2 separate regions of the Mus musculus genome follow, and region 1 is linked to region 2. The links are chromatin contacts, found by Hi-C or POLR2A ChIA-PET in ENCODE. All regions are on one chromosome and are shown on one strand. The core of a region is the stretch at or near the end of the contact, and the rest is flanking DNA. Distances in the headings are between cores, read along the strand shown.

The links. A loop is a pair of places that touch in the nucleus more often than their neighbours do. ChIA-PET counts read pairs that join two places held with the same protein, here RNA polymerase II (POLR2A).
Region 1: a loop to region 2 is called in a map of T-helper 2 cell, with 3 times the contacts of the local background. The contact joins the promoter of Ube2cbp here to the promoter of Tpbg in region 2. A Hi-C loop is called at or near these places in 7 of 37 maps with a recorded cell type or tissue (Patski, T-helper 17 cell, T-helper 2 cell and 2 more). POLR2A ChIA-PET finds 5 or more read pairs at or near these places in 2 of 5 experiments (Patski and embryonic stem cell).

Annotation. Positions count from the first base shown.
Region 1 is chr9:86,463,523-86,468,752 of GRCm38, reverse strand. Ube2cbp (ubiquitin-conjugating enzyme E2C binding protein) reads left to right here and starts at 3,837. Exons shown (of 10, transcript NM_027394.2): 1 at 3,837-4,012. The coding sequence starts at 3,936. It overlaps Dop1a (DOP1 leucine zipper like protein A), which reads right to left and starts at 1,599. Exons shown (of 39, transcript NM_177208.3): 1 at 1,457-1,599.
Region 2 is chr9:85,840,333-85,845,441 of GRCm38, reverse strand. Tpbg (trophoblast glycoprotein) reads right to left here and starts at 2,590. Exons shown (of 2, transcript NM_001164792.1): 1 at 2,487-2,590; 2 at 1-1,791. The coding sequence starts at 1,462. The coding sequence ends at 182. It overlaps LOC115487186 (a long non-coding RNA gene), which reads left to right and starts at 1,762. Exons shown (of 2, transcript XR_003948199.1): 1 at 1,762-1,844; 2 at 2,227-4,100.

The sequences.
Region 1 (5,230 bases), core at 2,588-5,087, 620 kb before region 2:
GACATGGAACACTGTTTAAGGGAAGTAAACTATTGCTTTAGTACAGTCTTGATGGGAAATAGCAATTTTGAAAATCATGAGCTCTTCAAATCCCTGAGGCTGTTCATGTGCCAGGCCCAAGGTTTCATTCCTTCCCAGCACCCCAAGAAAAAAAGTTTACAGTGGGAGCACAGGCTTGTGGTAGAATCTAACTAAGCATGCACAAGGAATCGCAGTACCACTAAAACAAAACAACAAAACTAGACACCAGAATACAGACAGTAACTGAGGGGTAGAGAGATCATACCCAGTTAGCAGCAAAAACAGAGCTTTGAACCTTAGCCCTCAAGCCCCAGGCTACAGTTGTTTCTACTATTGGAATTACAAAGTAGGGCTCTTCACAACAGATGGGAAAGCAATTAAATTTAACCTTTGGGTCATGGTGTCACATTTTTGGTCTATGTTTCCTTCAGTTTTAAAAATTCTTTATTAAAAATTGGGTCCCCAAAAGGGGGTTGCTTTTAGCAGTTCTGAGGAATGACAAAGTTTAATTAGAAGTAACCATTACAACAAGGAATTCAGACTACCTGGGCTATAATTTCTGTCAGCTCAACGAACCAAGGGATTGATAATCCTGTGACTTACTTAGCACATAGCCTAGCACATAGCGACGCCATGCTAATACGAATACAACTAACCTCAAAGTGGCAAGACCTTAACACCTACATATGGGGCTATCATCTCCAGAATGAAAAGTTTTGACCCTATAGTTGCGAGCTACTAAATGAGGTTGACTCCTGTATTTTTCCGATCAAAAAAAAAAAAAAAAAAAAAAGAGAAGAAAAAAAAATGTGTTTGTTGACTACAATCTCTAAATCTGAGTTTTCTTCAACTCCACAGAACTCCGAGATAATATAAGAATTAACAAGACACAATTTGCTTGGGGAGGAGAAAGTACAGTTGCGTGCTATTCCCTCCTCAACAGGATGAGGGTGAGGTTAAGTACAGCGATGGGGCAACTTTCAAAGCCTTGGAAATCAAAGGTGAGGACTGTTAACAACTTCCGTGTGCTAGCTCGGCTTCCTCTTGGTGAACTTGGCTCTGCTTCCCAACCCTCTGCACCGGCACATCGGCGGGCCTCGGTGTCGCCTCGATCCTAAAAGGGACCCACCGGGCTGGCGAGGCAACGGGGTGCCGGGAAGCCTCCAACAAAGGCGCCGGGCACCCGCGCCCAGGTGACACCACCCCTCAGCCCCGTGCCGGCTCTGCCCGCCGAAGGCCACGGGCGGACAGGCCCCGGGTCCCACCGCTCGCCCCGGGCAGGTCAGGGCCCGTTTCCCTCCACCCAGAGGCGGGCTCAGGTGGGGGCCGGGCGGTGACACCCCGACGCCACCACCGCAGGCCAAGCCCGGAGACGCTCGCCCGAACCGTGCCGCGTCTCGCCGCGCGACCGCGCCGGGGGCGGGGACGCTGTTACCTGCCGCGGGCTCTGCTGCTCCCCGCTGGCGCCGCTCTCTTGGCAACCGCGGCAGCCGCACGAAGGCCGCCAGCCCAGGGCCTAGTGACAGCTACCAGCGTGCACCGCGCGCGCCCACGCCGGCGTCGACGTCGGCGGCCTCCGTCCCCGCCCCCGTCCCCGTCCGCTGCTCGGCGGCCACGGCTAGCCGGCGCCACAGCGCCCTCGTGCGGGCGACCGGAGAGACGGCGGAGGGAAGGCGGGAAAGGTGTGAGCAAGGAGCCAGCGAACCATCATTTTGATGGAATGGGGGAATTGAAAACAGTTTTGAAGTATTATTTAAGTACGATCATCTGGATCCACCAGCACTTTATGCGCGTCATTTCAGGCACAGTTTGTGTGAAACCGAGAGCCAGTTTAGCACTTTTTTTTGTATCTAGCCGTCTTTCAAACGCGTATTCGAAAGGGTTGTTGTCTTTACAAGTGTTTTTGCGTGTTCTAGTTTTAAACCATATATGAGGAGCACGCTAATCTGAGGACGCTGTGTATTTTGCTAGGTGTCAATATTAAGTATTGCCAAAATTTAAGTAATATTCTGTGTTAAAAGTATAAGAGAACAATTGTCCTTCAAATAAATGAGTTGCCACCAAATAGTAGTTACCTTTGCTTTTTTTCAAAAATTATTTACTTATATTTTATATGGGAGTGCCACAGGTATGTGTGTGCATGCATGGAGCCCAGAAAAAGAGGTCAGATGCTCTGAAGTTGCAAGCAATTATGAGTGCTATAAACCTAGCTTCCCAGTCCTGTGAAACAGCAACCAAGTGCTCTTAACCACAAAGCCAACCCTCCATCCCAAAGCTTTTACTTTTTAAAGCTATTATTCCCTCTTATGATCTCAAATTGTTGGAATGAAACAGGAATTTATATAGCAACATGATAAACTTTAAAACACCTCAAAGGTTGATATTAGAAAAGTTATCTGAAATCACATTTTCAGTATACTTAAGACCAGTTTTTGTTTTGAGACAGTCTTGCCACATAGCTCTAGACGGCCCTGTACTCACATAGCCCAAACTGACCTTGAACTTTCAGCAATCCTGCCTCAGTCTCCTAAATGCTGGGGTTGCAGATATACGCCATCCTCTTTGGATTAAACCTATTTAGAAATGCTTCCAGTTTGTTCAATGTCAGATAATTATAACTATGAAATTATGAAATGGAACATCAATAAACAGGATTTCAGTCCTGGCTAGTTTTATGTCAACTTGACACAAGATAGAGTCTTCTGAAAGGAGGGAACCTCAATTGAGAAAATGCTTCCATAAGACCTAACTGTAACTCGTTTTTTAAAATAGTGATTGACCTAGGAGGGCCTAGCCTATGTTGGGTGGTGCTATCCCTGCCTGGGTCGGTGATCCTCGGTTCTATGGGGAAGCAGGTTCAGTGAAACCATGGGAGCAAGCCAGTAAACTCACCCTCCCATAGCTTCTGCATCAGCTCCCCCTCTCGGTTTCTGCCCTGTTTGGGTTCCTGTCCTGACATCCCTCAATGATGAACAGTGGTATAGAAGTGTAAGCTGAACACATGCTTTCCTCCCCAAATGCCTTTGGTACTGTTGCTTCATCACAGCAAAAGCAACCTTAACTAAGACAATCCCCATTATACAAGCTATGTTTTAAATAACAGCTTTCCATTCTTAAAAGGTGTCCAACTGAAATCCTATGGCCTGATATATTTGTTTATACCACACTAGATCTTTTACTGCATCAAACTTTCGAAATGTATCTTGTAGGAGCAATTAAGTTATGACTTCTTTTATTTCTGCAGTATAGTGGGAATGTATATCAGAAATTACTCATTTCCTTTTAGCTTCTCAAAAGTTACATGAATGGTCAGTCAAGATACAAGTCCACCAGTCTTTTAGTGGTTACACTGGTTTTTGCAACTGTTTCAGTCTTGGAAGTACCATATCTAGCGCGAAATGTAATGGCCAATCAATTGTGGATATTTTTGGATACATCATACGGAAGCTAATAAACTGTTCTAGTTCAAATAAAGGAGACTCCGATAAAGTGGGCTTTGGGGCTCTGGACCTATGGGAAGTACCACCTGTACAGCTTCTGCTCCATTATCTACCTCATCCTACTCAACTATCCAGAGAAGAGCTTCCCCTGGCCCAAACTGAGCTTTCTGTTCATTTCAGGGAAAGAAATGCTCGTAGTCATAGTCAAGCCCATCCAACATCCTTCCAGTGGAGGTCAGCTCTGCTCTCTGGGTCGCACCTGTCCTACTAGAGCGGCCACTGGGGCAAGGTCGGCGCCTCGGCAGTGCGCTCTCTTCCCGGTAGGTGGCGCTCTAGCCGACAGACGGCCGCCGCCGGATCCCTTCGCGCTACCTTGGCCTGGGAGCCAGCCGCCTGCTACGGCCGCACGTGCTCCCACCCTGTCCGGGTTCTAGTAACTGTGGGCTCGGTCCCGCGTGGGTCCCTGAGTCGGCCATGGCGGTGGCTGCGGCGGAAACGCGCGTGTTCCTGGAAGTGCGGAGACGGCTGCAGAGTGCGCTGCTAATCCTGGGGTAAGGGAGGGAGCACCGGTGCGCGGGACCGCGTGCATGGGCCAGGCGCGCGGCCCGGAGCCTGGTGCGCGTGTGCGTGGCACAGGAGCGCGGATGCGCGGGACCGAGGGAGCGAGCGCGCCGGGCAGTAGGCGCGTGCGCGGGACAATGTGCGCGTGCGCGGGGCGAGATGGGTTGCCCTGGCGAGCATTTTAGCCGCTGAACCATCTCCCCAGCCTGTCTGCGAACTTTAAATTTCATATTTACTACACAAACAAGAAACTTTTAGGGGGTAAAATGCTCCTTTTTGCTAATGGTCAGCAATTTTAATGGTTTGTGATCTCTTCGTGGGTTTTGCCTAGTTCTTAGTGACAAATGTATCAAATAGATGTGAAAATGTACTACAGAGCAGCACAGTTGTATTTTTTTTTTTCCTTAGCTTCGCCTTTTTTCCTAAAATCTGACAAGTAGCTAAAGTGGCAGTTTTGCATGCGGCCTGAGGACTGAACTCAAATCCTACCTTTCTCACATGGGCAGAATTACCTGGATTTCTTCAGTTTTAAGATTGGGATTGAGTCTAGGCTCAGTACAATTCATTTGTGTAGCTTGTACAGATCTTGAATACTCCCCAGTATGGGGATGAAGGGTGGGGAGGAGTGAGATCAATATCCACAATTTCTGTCCACTGTGTTTGGTAATTAAGAATACACACATTACCAAATACAGCTGCCTAATCCCTCGTACCAAACAAACTCTGTGAGAAACCTACTTTGCTAGACTGCCTGTTTGTCTCTCTGATCTTTTGACTGTTGACTTCTAACACAGCTCAGTCCCTTATCCTACTAAGAGAACCATGGTCTGGTCCCATTCAACCAATCTACACAATATCCCTGTTTCTCGAACTGTGTTGACATGTGTATTAGTCAGGGTCCTCTAGAGTAACTGAATTGATTGAATGAATCTGTCTATAAATAGAAAGAGGATTTATTAGAACGACTTAACAGCTTGCAGTCCAGCCAGTCCAACAGTGGCTATGAATGAATGTTGAGTCCAAAAATCCAGTGTTTGCTCAGTCCGTGAGGCTGTGTGTCTCAGCTGGTCTTCAGTGCACTTCCTAATGACAGTGAGAGGGAGGGCAAGCAAGCAAAGAGCTTCTTTCTTCCATGTCCTCTTCCCACAGAAGTTGTGGCTTATATTTGAGGTGGCTCTTCCCAGCTCAAAAGATCCGGATAAAGGAAT
Region 2 (5,109 bases), core at 1,341-3,840:
ATAAACATGTGCAGTTGTTCATGTCCTTACATTAACAGAACACACCGGGATTTTACATAACAAGGATCAAAGTCAATAGTGTCTACGGTGAAGTGTGGAAGTGGAGCAAGCCTAGTAAAGGGGAAAAAAAAACCCTTAAGTCTACACCTCATGCAGAGTCCTCCTTGACGGGTCCGGTTTCTCAGACATCCGAGTTGGAACTAAGATTTGTTAATCTGGGGTCCGCATTGATTTCGTATCTGTAATGATACCCTTCCATGTGATCCCTGCAGGCATCTCTGATGTTATGCATCCACTTTTTTATGCCTTTACGGTTCAAATACAAAACGAGGAGGAAAATAGCGCCTATCAGAGCTAAAACAATACCTAGGAAGACATAGGAAGTCTGCAGGGATTGGGGAAGGACAGCGTCACAGTCCAGGTCAGAGCTGTTGAGGTCTAAGAGGCCACGATTCCTCATTTTCTCCGGGAATGCGCAGGTAAGCCTGGCTTTATCTGGCACCACCTCTGTCTCTTTAAGCCAAGCCACCATGTCAGCCATGTAGCAGTCGCAAACCCAGGGATTGTTGTCCAGGAACACCTTGACATGAGCCAGGCCGTGCCACTCAGCCAAGGTGGAGTTGTGAAGGACCTTGAGGGCATTGTCCTCCAAGTGGAGGCTTTCGAGGTGTGTCAGGTTGCGGAAGGATGCGTAGGTCAGGCTCACCAGGGAATTGTTCCTGAGGTCCAGGTATCTGAGACTCGGCAGTTGGGCTAGTAAGTCCCGAGGCAGGAAAAGAAAGTGATTGCTGGCTAGCTCCAGGCGTGTAAGACCTCGGAGTGCAAGGCCTGAGCGCAGAGCTGCTGCCACCATGCCTTCGAAGGCCACCATACCCTCGAAGCTCCCGTTCTGCCTCTGATCCTCAGGGGGCACGATGTGATTCAGGATCAGCTCCTCCAGGGGGCTGGGGGCCGAGACGCTGGCGTTGCTGCCCGCAAAGGCGAAGGCGCTGAGGTTGGTGAGAGGGTTGTGGCTGAGGTCAAGCCGGCGCAGACCCGGCAGATGCTCGAAGGCACCTGCACACACTTCCTTCAGGTGGTTGCCGCTGAGGTTGAGCGCCTCCAGGTCGGCGAGCGGCGGCTGGCGGGCGAAGGCGCCCGCCGGGAGCACGGTCATCTGGTTGCCGGTAAGGAAAAGGTTGCGCACGTAAGGCGGTAGATCCGCCGGCACCTCCAGCAGGTTGCGGTTCACGCACTTAACCGTGCGCGCCGCCTCGGAGCACTCGCACGCCGCGGGGCATCTCTCGGCTGGCGGAGGCTGCGCAGACCCCGAGGCCAGGAAGGCTGCCGGGGAGGTGGAAGACGAGGGTACCGAAGAGCTGGGGGCCGACGCGGAGACCCAACCCAGCAGCACTAGCGCCAGCCTTGCCAACCTCAGCCGTCCGTCCCCGGCGGAGGGGCCCCGGGAGCCCGCCCCAGGCATCGCGGCTCGCGGTTCCCCGGAGCTGGGACAGCGCCCGCTCCGAAGACTCGACCGCCTGGGCCCGGCGGGCGCGAGCCGGCCGCAAGCGTCGACGGCAAACTTTCCTCGCGTGGGAGCAGAGGAGGGGACGCCAAAAGCTGGAACTTGGCTAACCCCGAGCCACCGGGCGTCCCCCTCCCGGAGCGGCACCCCGCCCTTCCCTCCAGTGAGTACGCACGGCGGGTCGGGACACGGGCCTTGGCGCTCCTCCTCCCGCCGCAGCTGGGGTGGGTGGCACCTCCTCAACTCCTTTGTTGGCGCCTCTCTCAGGGCAGGATCGGATGAGCGACCTGGGACAAGCGGGAGAGAAGCGTGAGGAGGAGTGACGGCCGCAGCTCCCCGAGTACGAACCAAGTAGTCCCCACACTAGCAACCCGGCCCAAGCTTCTGTGTGCGTCCTTCCTCCCTAGTGGGACGCGGTCCCCACTCCCAGGCGCTAAGCCTACCTCTTCCGGGCCCACACCATCAGGACCCGGGCCACCTCCCGCCTGGCTCCTGCCCGGATTGCCCTCCTCCCGCCTAGAACTTCACGCAGACCCCGCGGTGTCCAGCGAGCAAACTTCTCCTTTTTCCGGATCCCAGCTCCTACCGCCCCGGCCGACCACCTGCCTTCCGGGGTCCCCGCCCCCGCCGCTCCTCCCCCTCCCACCTTGGGATGAGAGCGAAGTTTCGGGTTACGGGACTCTTAAGAGCTTTTTTTTTTTTTTGGTACCTCCTTGGATTAGTGTGAAAAGGGGAGCAGAGCCGTACAGCTGTCGCCTACTCTCGACTCCCCAGTTCCTGGCCACCCAGCTCCCCGATCCCGAGAGGATCCAGACATCTCCAGAAAAACGGAGGGAACCCGCCAACAAAGCGGCCGTGGGACCGTGGGCGGTGTGGCAGCCAGGACCCCCCCCCCCCCGGCTCTCTTCACGCCCTAGTATAGAAAGGAACCCTGGTCCCGCCTCCAGGCTCCAAACCTGGCCGCTCGGTCCCCACTGCTCACCTCCGCACCCCGCGCCTGCAAAGCCAACTCCGAGGGCCACCCGAGTCCACGCGCCTTCCCAGCTCCTGCTGCGGGCGCCGACTCTCCTCTCAACCCCAGCCCCTGGCCCAACCTCCACGGCTGGGAAAAACCAAGCCGGGGGGCGGGGGAGGGCCAGGGCTGCAGGAGAGATCGCCGCCGCGCTGGCCACCTCTGCTGCCCCAGGTAGGGGCTTCAGGGAGGGATACGAGGGGCAACCTAGGCTGGGCGACTCCCCTAGGCGGAGATAAATGAGCAACGCATCCCGAGAAGGTGAGGGATTCCCCTTCTGTTCCCCCTCCCCGGCATCCTTTGGTGGTTCCGTATTTTGCATAGCGTATTTACCTCGGACAGAAACAAAACCGCTGGTGGACCTCTTGGAATTCACGCTGCTTCTGGCACCGCTGGCAGTGAGGAGAGGGATTTAAGCGTGAGCAAAGCAGCAGTAGAAGAAGGAGCTGCACAGGTTACATCCGCCGCGGCAAACGCCTGGGTTGTGAGGGAGATTCAGAAAGTCTCCTCTCTCGTGGCTCGGTTTGGCTGGCAACTTCAGTTTATGAGGTAGTTAGTTAATGCCTTCCTACCTGTGCCGCCCCCGCACGTCTAGGGTAGTTATCAAACTTGTAAAGACAGTCAACTTTAAAGTGGGGGAGGGTTACTGGAAAGGACACTCATTCTTGATTCATTATGGGTGGTTTTTTCCCCCCTCCTCTCAAAATTAAAACCAGAGGGAAGAAAATTGCAGCTAAAACACCCCAGAAACAAAAGCAAATTGCAAAGACGTGAGTCACCCGGAAAGCTCCCTACACCAGATGCGGTGCGTTGTGTCAGCACAAGTCACTTACGCAGGGAGCGCTCGCGGCGGGAGGTGGGCGGGCTGACCTGGGAAAGAAGTTTGTCCCAAAGTCTGTCTCCCAGGGGGCGCTGGCAGGCGCCGGATGATGGATTAGGGAAACGACTGGAATGCTTATAGGACCAATGTCATTAAGTCTGGAGAGAGTTGGAGTCCCGAACGCCCTCTCATTGCTCTCTCAAAAAGTCTTATCTGCTTTTCCTCAGTCAAATTTTCCCCAAGTTAAAAGGTGTGGGTGATTACAGACTATTTCATTTTAGAGAGAGAAACGATAGGAGAGATAAGGCTGGGAAAAAGAAGACCCAGTATAATAAAAGTATCAAGTTAAGGAAGCCGGGGATTGTTCCCCACAACATGCATCATGACTGTGGCGGTCCAATTCTGAGTCTATGGCTGTTTCTTTCTGTGGAAAGATAGTCCACAGAAACACCAGCCAAAATGGCCCAGGAAAAAAAGCTGCAGAGCCTGGAGACTGCAGAGATTTGTGCAAAAAGACAGTTTCATTAATTTGCATCTTCAGCACATTTATCTAAATCCCTTTCTCTTATTTTTAAAAGTGTTTTGCAGTATAAATGTGAAAAGCTTTGAGGGGAAAAAAAAACCGACTCAGAAGCTGAAGTCATATGTATGGCAATCATGACGATGGTTATGTAAACCCATACACGTGCTAAAACTCGTAAGACTGTACGCCGAAAAGGGCAATTTTACTGCCTACGTTTGTAGTAAAGTAAATGGCACGGGAAGAATTTTTCTGATCTTCTGGTGTGGTCTTAAATGGTTCTGTCAAAAGAGCAAGTGCTCTTGTGACCTAGCTTTTTAGCATTAAAAAAAAAAAAAAAAAAAAAAAAGTATTCTCATCTCATCTCAACATATACCTCAGAGGCAAGATACACTGTAGCATTGGGACGATCGTCCTGAATCCTTCCTGTTCAGCTTGCCAAACAAGCAAGCAAACAAACAAACAAAAAAGACTATGAGCTAGTGTGATCTGGGGTCAAATGTTTTCTACTTGCCTAGTCATGCCACTTAATAACAATTACCCAATTTTACTCTGCATATCACAACCAAGATAAATCTTCTCACCAGATTTACCCATGAGAAAGCAGGCATGCTGGTATAGAACAATGTCAAGTGGAAGGTGGAGATGGAACCAGGACAAACTTACCTGCTTTTCATGTCTTCCCATTCCATGTCTAGGCCAGATGAAGAGATTTGTGCAAAGTCTCAATCTTTGGATATATTCAGCCTTCAGCCAAAGGGTGGTGATGAATGCATCCAATACACACACACACACACACACAAAGATGTTACAGACTTAGTTAAAACATGAGATTCTTATTTTGTAACCCAATTGTATGGTTTTCCCATGTGAACTTTATGCTGACAGCATCACCATCCAGGCAGGCCTGAGGGAGCCAAATAAGCAACACACCTGAGTGTCTTTCAGCTTCCCTCTGCAGTTCACAGCTACTTAGAACTAGAAGCAGAGGCATTTATAGCTCCAACACTTACACAGGGACCGCTGTTCTGATACTAAATCTGTAAAATGGAGCCACAAGTACAATTCAAAAGATCTCCACGAGAATTGAGATGGCACTTATCAATACCATCTGTTGTCATTCTCTCTCTAATTAATCTCCCTCCAGTTATCAATTATAATTTATTTCCATAACCATGTTAGTGATAGCAGTACAGGGTAAGCAAAGGTCTCCATAAAGCAGAATATTTAAGAAATGAAAGTACAACACACAG